Linked DNA regions of Homo sapiens: region 1 is linked to region 2. Evidence: chromatin contacts called from ENCODE Hi-C or POLR2A ChIA-PET data. All regions are on one chromosome and are shown on one strand. The core of a region is the stretch at or near the end of the contact, and the rest is flanking DNA. Distances in the headings are between cores, read along the strand shown. Region 1 overlaps CSTPP1 (centriolar satellite-associated tubulin polyglutamylase complex regulator 1). Region 2 has its middle 5.0 kb from the start of NUP160.

Evidence for each region. A loop is a pair of places that touch in the nucleus more often than their neighbours do. ChIA-PET counts read pairs that join two places held with the same protein, here RNA polymerase II (POLR2A). Pooled maps may share reads with other maps.
Region 1: a loop to region 2 is called in a pooled map, with 7 times the contacts of the local background. The contact joins two enhancer-like sites. A Hi-C loop is called at or near these places in 7 of 50 pooled maps. POLR2A ChIA-PET finds 5 or more read pairs at or near these places in 3 of 52 experiments (GM12878, OCI-LY7 and T-cell).

The regions. Positions count from the first base shown.
Region 1 is chr11:47,149,126-47,155,036 of GRCh38, reverse strand. All of the region lies in intron 4 of CSTPP1 (centriolar satellite-associated tubulin polyglutamylase complex regulator 1), which reads right to left. LOC124902672 (a long non-coding RNA gene) reads left to right here. Exons shown (of 2, transcript XR_007062668.1): 2 at 514-1,590. Among named protein-coding and RNA genes, the nearest start is that of ARFGAP2, 25 kb to the left of the region's middle. RefSeq lists an enhancer at 1,628-1,707. Within about 2 kb of position 1,781, at least 5 of the 41 ENCODE cell types and tissues checked have a DNase peak (open chromatin) inside an H3K27ac peak, as active enhancers do.
Region 2 is chr11:47,850,433-47,856,239 of GRCh38, reverse strand. No RefSeq gene overlaps it. Among named protein-coding and RNA genes, the nearest start is that of NUP160, 5.0 kb to the right of the region's middle. RefSeq lists an enhancer at 5,801-5,807. Within about 2 kb of position 1,424, at least 2 of the 41 ENCODE cell types and tissues checked have a DNase peak (open chromatin) inside an H3K27ac peak, as active enhancers do.

The sequences.
Region 1 (5,911 bases), core at 532-3,031, 700 kb after region 2:
GGCAGCAGGACATTTAGGAGAGGGCTCCCAAAAGCAAGCTCCTCCCAGTCACCTCACTGCTCCATCAATTGGACTCTGCCACCAAACTGAACTGACCACACTGTACCCAGAGCGGGCTCCCGGTTCAGTCTCAGTGGCACCAGCTAGCGGATGGAGCATGGGCAGGGGGTGGCGAGGAGAGGGTGCAACTGTAATGCAGCCAAGGTTTCTTTTCATATACTTAAGCAGTAAATCCTTTCATTCTGCCGTGAGGACCATTTAGTTCAGAATAAATACAGCTGATCAGAAAAGGCAAAAAGAACAGCTAAGGGGTTTAAAGGGTCTTGGCAAGTGGTACTGAGATTTAATAAGCTACCAAAGGGCCAGAACAGCGACAGACACCGCCACCCTGGGGCACAGATGGCAGACAAGGGGAGAGGGCAAAGAGCTATTGGGGAATCTGCACTTGTGAGGGTCAAAACCCACACTCATCTTGTGCTGCCGCCCTGCTCCTCCTTGCATCCATGTTCACAGGTTGCCCACCCAACGGTTTTCCTGTCTCTAGTCCCTCCCACTGAGGACCCACCTCACAGGAAGAAAACCGTCTGACTCATAAAGGGATCCGACCAAGGCTATGTTCATCCTCTGCTCAGCACCTCATCTGAGCCAGGACAAGAAGAGAAGGAAACGAGCGTTTGCTGGGCTCCATCACATGCCAGGCAGGCGCCAAGCTATCAGATGGGGTGGGGCGGGCCCCCAATCTGTTTCTGATCAGGTCCTTCTGGCTTTATCTTTCTTTTTTTCTTTTTTCAGTTGTTTTTGGCCAGGCGCGGTGGCTCATGCCTGTAATCCCAGCACTTTGGGAGGCCGAGATGGGTGAATCATTTGAGGTCAGGAGTTCGAGACCAGCCTGGCCAACATGGTGAAACCCCACTTCTACTAAAAATAGAAAAATTAGCTGGGCATGGTGGGCACCTGTAGTCCCAGCTACTCAGGAGGCTGAAGCAGGAGAAGCGCTTGAACCTGGGAGGCGGAGGTTGCAGTGAGCGGAGATCACACCACTGCACTCCAGCCCGTGAGACAGAGAGAGACCCTGTCAAAAAAAAAACAAAAAAAGTTTTCTTTTGCTCTCTCATATTTTTCTAAATCTCTCTCCACTTCCCTGAGTCAGAGGTTTCCCAGACTGGCAACTGGATCAGCCCCAGAGAAAGCCAGGATTGCTCACTGCTGGGGAAAGGGCTTCACAGAGACTACGATATTGTGGTGCCACTCCCTTTGCTGCGATCTTCCTGAAGAGAGACAGTGGTTCCTGCCTAGTCTTTATTGTAATACAGATAACAATAGAAGCAGGTGCCATTTCCTGAGTGCCCTACTGCGTGGCAGGCTATTGAGGTATTTAACTGCATTCGTTAAATTTTATCCCACAACAATCCTACAGGTGGGTCTTATTATTTCCATTCTACACGTGAAGAGTCTGAGGCTCAGAGGTCAGCCTGCCAAAGTCACACACACAGCTGGGGAGCTTGCTGGACTCCACAGGCCACACATCTTCCATGAGAGCACACTGCCTCTTTGAAAATAAAGCTGCAGAGCAAAAACACTAACATTTTACCTCCTAGTTTCTGTGGCTGATTTATTTTCTTTCTTGTTACTGATATGTTAGGCATCTCCTGGGGAGAACGACAGCTGCCTCCACCACCAGAGTTCAACACTAGAATTCCAGCTGGAAGAAATTCAAGGCTGGAGGGCGGGAAGAAGCAGTGCCGCTGAGGGCCACAAGAGGGTGCCCTGGTCCCTCTGTCAGTAGTTCACAGGACTAAGTGCAGTGCCAAAGGCCAAGTGGTTACCCCATCTCATAACCCAAGGAAAACCCAGGCAGCAGAACAGCTCCCTCCCCACCCAGATGGCAGAATCTGTTTTGACATCTGGATTGAGGGAGCAGGGAGACAGCAGAGAGCGGGCAGCTAGAGAGGACTGGGGTTAGCAAAGACCTCCAAACTGCAGAGGAAGAGTGAGCTCCCCCGGGAGCGCTCAGGGAGCAAGGGCCACCAGCACCTCAAAGCTTTTCCTTGGCAGGCTCAGCAGGGCAGGCAAAGGCTCTGGACATGAGAAGCCACTGACTTTCCTTTACTGCCCTGTTCTCAGGACAGCTGGAGCCCCAATAGTCTAAAGTGAATTACGACAGAACAGCACTGGGCTGTGAATATCCCCAAGCAGGAAACCACCAGGGAGCCCAAGGCTTTCCCCGTGTTCCATGGCTTCTGTTGATCATCAGTTGGAACACAGCACTCCCATAGCAGCAACTTCCACTTGCTATTTATTTACATTGTGATATAATGACACACCATAAAAGTCACCCTTTAAAAGCGTACAATTCAGTTTTTTAGTATATTCACAAAGTAGCGCCACCATCACCACTGTCTAATTACAGAAGTTACCTCCATTTGCAATTCTCACCAATAGGCCCATTCCAGAGCCTGCCTCGGAGCAGAAGCTTGAGCTCGTACTTCCCAAAGGGCTACCCCTGCCTCGCAGCCTCGCGGAAGCCTTAATGCTGAGTGCCACTAGCATCTTCCTCTTTCAGCCACAGATGGGACTAGAAGCTATAAACAGGGCACACCCTTCCAGCCTCAGAAGTGGTCTGCAGCTTTCTGCTAGGGGCCATCTTGACCTCAAACATCAGCAGTCCCTTTGGAGATGGGCCGTTGCAGAAGAGGGGGCGCACACCGTGGGAGGGTAGGAGTGTCCGTCAGAGCAGGGCAGCCCTGCAGGTGCCCTTAATACGGGTAACAATAGAGGCATTTTTTTTTTTTTTGAGTCTTGCTCTGTTGCCCAGGCTGGAGTGCAGTGGTGCAGATCGGCTCACTGCAACCTCCGCCTCCTAGGTTCAGGTGATTCTCCTGCCTCAGCCTCCCTAGCAGCTGGGATTACAGGTGCCTGTCACCATGCCCGGCTAATTTTTGTATTTTTAGTAGAGACAGGGTTTCACCATGTTGGCCAGGCTGGTCTCGAACTCTTGACCTCAAGTGATCCGCCTATAGAGGCAGGTATCTTTCCTGAGTACCCTACCTCATGGCAGGCTATTAAGGCATTTGACTACATTAATTAAATTTTATTCTACAACAGTCCTACGGGTGGGTCTTATTGTTATTTCCATTCTACAGGTGAAGAGTCTGAGTCTCAGAGACTGGGGAGCTGAAACATATGCCGAGCAGGAGGGAGTAGGGGGCGAGTGAAGCGGGTGCAGACAGAGGCGAGGGCTTTCTTTCTGGGGGACATGTGGCTGGATCCCAGCAGCACATGTATAAAGGACTGAGGGTTTTTTTTCAACTGCAAGAAGTAAGACTGGCTACCTTTTAAAAAGCCAAATGGATCCGAGCTTGTGTTAACAGCAACACCGGCTATGACTCTCCTCAACCAGAAACGCTGGGCATACTAGACATCCTGGAAACTTCCCCCCGCCACCCTCTGCTCCAAGCCAATCAACCAGTCACCAAGTCCTATCAATGCTATTGCTGAAATTTCTCTTGAATCCATCTACTTCTTTCCACGTCCACAGCCACCATCCTACCCCCAGCCTTCACCTCTCTTTTCTTGATGATGGCATGACCTCCTACCCAGTTTCCCTGCAACTACTCCTCTTGCTTTTTTTTTTTTGAGATGGAGTCTCACTCTGTCACCAGGCTGAAGTGCAGTGGCTCACTGCAACCTCCGCCCCCTAGGTTCAAGCGATTCTCCTGCCTCAGCCTCCCGAGTAGTACTGGGACTACAGGCGTGCGCCAGCATGTCCAGCTAATTTTTGTATTTTAGTAGAGACGGGGTTTCACCATGTTGGCCAGGATGGTCTTGATCTCTTGACCTCATGAGCTGCCCACCTAGGCCTCCCAAAGTGTTGGGATTACAGGCGTGAGCCTTCTTCTAATTGAGTATCCATCCTGTGGGCAGAAAGATTTTCCTAAAATGTGAATGTGACCATTTTACCATTGTGTTGGAAACCCTTCACAGAGGCCGGGCACAGTGGCTCATGCCTGTAATCCCAGCTACTCAAGAGGCTGAGGCTGGAGAATCGCTTGAACCTGGGAGGTGGCCATGTCAGTGAGCCAAGCTTGTGCCACTGCACTCCAGCCTGGATGACAGAGCAAGACTCCATGTCAAAAAAAAAAAAAAAAAAAAACCTTCACAGTCTTCCCATTGCCCTTAGGACACGTTCCCCCATTTGGATCTGGCCTGTGAGCCCGCTCCATCTGCCCCCTGCCTCCCTCGACTCCCCCACTGCATTCTGGCCACACTAGTCCTTCCATCCTCCCTGAAGCTGTCCTTACTCATGCCCTCCAGACAAGTCTGTCCCTCTAGCCATAATGCTCCCTGTCCCTTCTACCCATGATGCTCCCTGCCCTCCATGCCTCCTCCTCACCTACCGGATATCTCCATATTCTTCAGGCTGAAGCCTCCACAGCATCTCTTGGGGAAGATGAAAGAGGAAAGCACCTTTTCTAACCCAGCCTAGAATAGGCCCCCCTGCTACTGGCTTCTGCAGTTCTCGGAAACCTCCTCACACTGTTGTCTTTGTCCTGGGAACATAAGATCTACCAAGTGACACCTCTGTCTCCCTGCTTGTGGCTTGACTCTGGTATGGTGTCTGGCACATAGTAGGCACTCAGTCAACGTCTGTTGAATGAAGAAATGCATGAACAAATGAGTGAGAGAAGCCACGGTCCCCTTTTCCTCTGGCCAGGTGGCACCTGGAGCAGTTTCTTAATCCCTCTCATAAAGATACTTACAATCTTTATGGAGAATGCAGACATTCAGAGGGATTAAGAAACTTGGCGAAGGTTACAAGCTAGGAGCAAAAGAGCTGTCATTCAAATACTACTACCTTCAGGTCTGGACAGTCCGTTTAAGGGGAGTAAACTAGAGTCCTGGAGAAGAGGGTCAGGCTGATGGACAGTCTAAAAACCAGGATACTGGATAAATGGCTGCATTTAGATCTTTTGCTTAGAAGTGAAGACTAGGGAGGAAGTGAAGGCTGAGACCCAACTCTCAAAGGACTGCCTCTTGGGGAGATGCCACGGGGATCTAGAGTTTGGCTCTAGAGACATTTTCAAGCTGCTTAGTTCTAGGATTGTGGCTGATTTGTAAAGGAATGAGATGTGTATTGCCAGAAATGTTCAAGCAGAAGTTTGAAGGCTCATACTTCCCAAAGGGCTTCTTCCAGCTCTGACAGTGTTGTCCCAAGGGTGGACAGAACTAACAGCTCCTCCTGTTAGTGTTAAATCTAGTGGGGGGACAGTTTGATGTTCAGAGGTCTATGGCTGCAGAAGACTTACTGAAAGGTGCTTTTAATCACATCATATGCTGTGCTGTCTGTCTCCAAATGAATGCTGAGACCATGAAAGTTCTAGGCATCTGTGTCTTTAACCCACCTATGGGATCTTTCTGGCTGTGGGCATCTGCATCTTGCTTTGGAATCTCAGCAGAACTATGGGAAAAGGCAAGCAGGAAGCTCCTGGTCTGTCTTTGCCTCTTTGCCTTTGCCTGCAACCCTTCTATCCCCACAGACAGCTCCTTCCTTCTGAACTCAAGCTCATTGCCACTCCCAGAGGGCTCGGGAAAGAATCTTCTTGGAGACGAGGTCATCCCCATGTGCTGTTTTCCAGTTGCTGGCAGTTGGCTCAACACCCCTTCCTGCCAGAGGCCTTCTGCTAACGTGCCAGCTGCTTCTGACACCTGGAGGTGCCCGGCCGCCCCTGCTTTGAAGTGGAGCCAACAGGGAGCTGCTGCCAGTGAGAGTCTGCACAAATCTATTGGATCATGGAGGGACCCTTGCGGACCATGCCTCCGGGCTAGAGAGAGGGACTCTTGGGGAGAAGTAGAGGCACTTTGGTTCAGGCTGTGCTGAGCAGAACCATGTGTGGGGTGGAGCCTAGGACAG
Region 2 (5,807 bases), core at 175-2,674:
TCATCAGCACCTCAGTGTGAATTACTATAATGTCAACTCATTTCCAGTTATACCAGAGCTAGTTTTAATAGGTAAGGCATTCATATTTTCAGAAGTAAAACTCAGAACATATGGTTCAAGCGAGGATTTTTTTTTTTTTTTTTGAGATGGAGTCTTGCTTTGTCGCCCAGGCTGGAGTGCAGTGGTGCCACCTTGGCTCATTATGGCACCACTGCAACCTCCACCACCCAGGTTCAAGCAATTCTCCTGCCTCAGCCTCCCTAGTAGCTGGGATTACAGGTGCATGCCATCATGCCTGGCTAATTTTTTTTATATTTTTAGTAGACGTGGGGTTTCACCATGTTGGCTAGGCTGGTCTTGAACTCCTGACCTCAAGTGATCTGTCGCCTCAGCCTCCCAAACTGCTGGGATTACAGGCGTGAGCCACCTCGCCCACCTTAGCAAGAGTTTGTTTTGATTTTGTGAATTAAATTACATGTAAGCTCCTACAAAGATACAGAAGTAACATTTAACTAATCATATAATGAATCATAATTGAAATTTACAGAAAATTGGCTGGGCACAGTGGCTTACGCCTGTAATCCCAGCACTTTGGGAGGCCAAGGTGGGGGATCACTTGAGGCCGGGAGTTCGAGACCAGCCTGGCCAACATGGCGAAACCCTATCTCTACTAAAAATACAAAAATGTTGTTAGAGGTACACGCCTGAAATCCCAGCTACTAGGAGGATGAGGCATGAGAATTGCTTGAACCTGGGAGGTGGAGGTTGCAATGAACCAAGATTGCACCTTATACTCCAGCCTGTGTGACAGAGTAAGACTCTGTCTCAAAAAATTTAAAAAAAAATTTTTAAAAGGCCAGGCATGGTCGCTCACACCTGTAATTCCAATACTTTGGGAGGCCGAGATGGGAGGATCACCTGAGGTCAGGAGTTTGAGACCAGCCTGGCCAACATGGTGAAACCCCGTCTCTACTAAAAATATAAAAATTAGCTGGGCGTGGTGGTGCACGCCTGTAGTCCCAGCTACTTGGGAGGCTGAAGCAGGAGAATCACTTGAACCTGGGAGGCGGAGGTTGCAGTGAGCAGAGATCAGGCCACTACACTCCAACCTGGGCGACAGAGTGACACCCTGTCTCAGAAAAAAAAAAAAAAAGTAAAAAAAGAGAAATTTATAGAAAATATTACCTGAAAGGTGAAAACAATCCAGGGTGTATAGTTCCCAAGGATAAGTCCAAAGCACAGGAGGGTCAAGTCTAGGTGGGAGCCCTGGGCTTTCAGGGCCCCTCAAAGGCCCTGGAGTCTAAAGTCATGGTGGTTTCCTAAGTGGGTAGAAAGAATACTGAAAACGGAATTGAGAAGTCACTGACATACTTCATTTATTCCACAATTCTGCTTTTTTTTTTAGAAACAGAGTCTCGTTCTGTCACCCAGGCTGGAGTGCAGCGGCACAGTCATAGCTCATTATAACCTTGAACTTCTGGGCTCAAGGGATCCTCCTGCCCCAGCCTCCCAAGTAGCTGAAACTACAGGTGTACACTACCATACTTGGATAATTTTTTTTTTTTTTGTAGAGATGGAGTCTCACTATGTTGCCCAGGGTGGTCTCAAACTCCTGGGCTCAACCAATCCTCCTGCTTCAGCCTCCCAAAATGCTGGGATTGTAGGTGTGAGCCACCATGCCCAGCTGATATTTTTAACCTATGGGCAAAATGAAAGTAAAGCCATGTTTTCCAAAATATATTCTCAAAGAACAATGGTCCAATGAGTTGCCCCTTGAAAAGAGTATTCTGTATGTCAAAGAGTCTGGAAAGCAGTATCATGCATAAGGCCTTCTTGGAACTTCACAAAGCTATTATATTAATGTCTTTGAAAAGTTCTTCAAGAAAGAAATATGTTTAACTTTATTTATCATCATTTCCCACACTTGTTTAAACCACCAAATTCTTCTTTCAAGGAGTAGCTATCAAGTTGGTTATGAAAATCTGCTTAAAGTTCAATTAACAGTATTGTTCAGCTGAGCGCAGTGGCTCACACCTGTAATCCCAGCACTTTGGGAGGCCAAAGTGGGTGGATCACGAGGTCAGGAGTTCAAGACCAGCCTGGCCAAGATGGTGAAACCCTGTTTCTACTAAAAATAAAACAATTAGCCGGGCGTGGTGTCGGGCACCTGTAATCCCAGGTACTCAGGAGGCTGAGGCAGGATAATCACTTGAACTCAGCAGGCAGAGATTGCAGTCAGCTGAGATCATGCCCCACTGCACTCTAGCCCGGGCAACAGAGCGAAACTCCGTCTCAAAAAAAAAAAAATAAAGAAAAAGTCCGGGCGTGGTGGCTCACGCCTTCGGGAATCCCAGCACTTTGGGAGGCCGAGGCGGGCGGATCACGAGGTCGGATGTTCAAGACCAGCCTCACCAACATGGTGAAACCCCATCTCTACTAAAAGTACAAAAATTAGCCAGGTGTGGTGGTGCGTGCCTGGAATCCCAGCTACTCAGGAGACTGAGGCAGGAGAATCGCTTGAACCTGGGAAGTAGAGGTTGCAGTGAGCAGAGATCGCGCCACTTCACTCCAGTGTGAGCAACAGAGCGAGACTCCATCTGAAAAAAAAAAAAAGTATTTAAATAAAACTTGCTGCACAATATTGGTAACATTCTGCATTTTGTTTCTAAACGAAGTCACTACCTAACCACTAGATGGCAATATGATTCAATTTATGTTATAACCATCCCCCAGAACATTAATAGTTCAAAGGGTATTTGAGTTTTCCAAAAATGCATATATGCACTTATTCATTCATTTAATTATTCCTCAAACATTTATTAGGTAACGTGAAGTTCCCGGAATTCTGATGGATGTTGGAGATAAGACAGTGATCTAAAGCTAAAAAGTGTTCACTGTCAAAAAATGTAATTCCTAGATTCCTATAAAACCGAAACATGCCTCATCAATTTAACATTTTTTTCTGAGAAAAAAATGAAAAAACATTACTACATTAAATATGTACATTGAGGCCGGGCGCGGTGGCTCATGCCTGTAATCCTAGCACTTTGGGAGGCTGAGACGGGTGGATCACTTGAGGTCAGGAGTTCGAGACCAGCCTGGCCAACATGGTAAAACCCCACCTCTACTTGAACCCAGGAGCTGGAGGTTGCAGTGAGCCAAGATTGAGCCACTGCACTCCAGCCTGGGCGACAGAGTGAGATTCTGTCTCAAAATTAATTAATTAATTAATTTAATTTAATAAAAATAAAAATAGCAATCATGTATTTAGCTCATTAATATGCAATTTGGACAGGGCTCAGTGGTCATGACTCATCTGTGCTCTACAAAATATCTGGGACCTGGGGACTTACCAGGCATCTCTCACTTCAAGTAGAATTAGAGTCTCTGTGTGTGGTCTCTCCCTGCAATCTGCCTAGGATGGCCCCGGCGTAGCCAAATTTCTTACATGGCAGCTTGCTTCCCCTATAGCCAGTCTTCAAAGAGAGATGTAGACTCTCTTAAGCTAGGCTGGCACAGCATCACTTTTGCTGTATTATATTCCTTATAGCAGTTACAGAACCCTCCAGATTTAAGGGGAGGGGACAAAGAAGGCTACACTTCTGGATGGGAACAATGTCAAAGAATTTGTGGCCATCTTTCTTTTGCCATATGGATATATGAGATTTGGGTGTTGGGATTAAAAGAGAAAAGTCCAGGGTAATTACTAGATTTCTAGACTGGGCCACAGTGGTGATGTCCACACAGATATAGACTACATGTGAGAGTATATAGTGAGACTATATAGAGAGGGGTAACATTTTGGATATGTTGAATTTGAGATGTCCATGGGAAATCCAAGGGGCATCAAGGAGGCAACTGAATATAAAAGGCTGAGAACTCGGCAAAAGAGGTCTGACCTCTAGATATGAAAGTGGAAATAATCAGTCTTCGGAATAGTTCTCTCTACTGTGGCACATCAGTGTCATGAGCAGTTATAACTTAGATAACCAGGAATTTGTAAATAATAACAGTTGAAGTGTGGCCAGGCGCGGTGACTCACACCTGTAATCCCAGCACTTTGTGAGGCCGAGGCAGGCAGATCATGAGGTCAGGAGATTGAGACCATCCTGGCTAACACTGTGAAACCTCATCTCTACTAAACATACAAAAAAAATAAGCCAGGCGTAGTGGCAAGCACCTGTAATCCCAGCTACTCAGGAGGCTGAGCAACTGGAACAGTGCTGGTAACTGCGATGGGGAAAGTAAGTGTGGGGAGAGAGGTTAGGACTTCAGTTTCAGACATGTTACATCTAAGATACAAAATAGGCCGTTGAATATATAAACCTGGACTTCGGGGGAGAAGCTTAGACTGGAGGTATACATTTGGGGATGATCGGCATATAACAATGCAGTATTTAAAGCCAGAAGACTGGGTGAGATTCTCAGGGGAGTGTTTGTAGATGGAAAGGACCAAGAACTGAACTCTGGACACTCCAACATCAAGAGGTTGGGGAAAAGAGGAGCATCTAGGAAAGGAGTCTGAAAAGGAACAGTTAGTGAAATAGGTAGAATCAAGAGAGTGGCGTCCTTGATGCCACATGAAGAATGTGTTTCCACGAGGAAGGAGCAAGCAATTGGTCAAATTCTACAAGTAGTCAAATAAGCTTAGAAATAACAGTTCAGGCCAGGTGCTGTGGCTCACGCCTGTAATCCCAGCACTTTGGGAGGCAGAGGTAGGAGGATCGCTTGAGGCCTGGAGTTTGAGACCAGCCTGGGCAACATAGGAAGACCTTGTCTCTACAAAAAATAAAAAATAAAAAATTTGGCAGGGCATGGTGGCACAAGCCTGTGGCCCCAGCTACTCGAGAGGCTGAGGCAGGAGGATCACCTCAGCCCAGGAGTTTGAGGCTGCAATGAGCTGGGATCACATCACTGCACCCCAGCCTGGATAACAGAGCAAGATTATGTGTCAGAAAAAAGAAATAGCAGTTTAGTATTAGACAGATAATGTGGATGCCATTGATAACCCGGAAAAAAGCAGTTTCAGCAAGGCAGTAGAAGCAAAAGCCTGAAAAACATGGATTTAATGAGGCCAGATGCAGTGGCTCACGCCTGTAATCCCAGCACTTTGGGAGGCCGAGGCAAGTGGATCACTTGAGGTAAGGAGTTCGAGACCAGCCTGACCAACATGGTGAAACCCTGTCTCTACTAAAAATACAAAAAACATTACCCAGGCAGGGCAGCGCATGCCTGTAATCACAGCTACTTGGGAGGCTGAGGCAGGAGAATCTCTTGAACCCAGGAGGCGGAGGTTGCAGTGAGCCGAGATTGTGCCATTGCACTCCAGCCTGGCCAACAATAGCGAAACTCCATCTCAATAAAATATATATATATATATATATATATATATATATATATATATATATATATATATGAGAATGAGAGAGAAGGAATTAAAACACTCTTGAGTTTTGCTGTGGGTGAGAGGAGAAGAGATATGGAGTAGTAGCTGCAGAGAGTGGAGGTCGAGGGAATGTTTGTATGCTTAGTACATACAGTACTAAGAGAAAAGGGGAAAAGACTGAAAATGGAAATAATTGAATTGCTAGAATGATGTCCTTGAGCAGGTGTTCTAAGGAAGTAGAAAGGTTGTCTCTGCATAAGCTCAGAGACAGTTTATAGTAACAGGAAGGGAAGGCAAAATATGTGGTTACAGATGCTGGTAGGTGGGGAGATGTCATTATAGAGGAAGTCCTCCCTTCCTCCTTCCTTCTTTCCAGATGGGTGTCTTTCTGGCCATGCTGGAGCACAGTGGCAGGATTGTA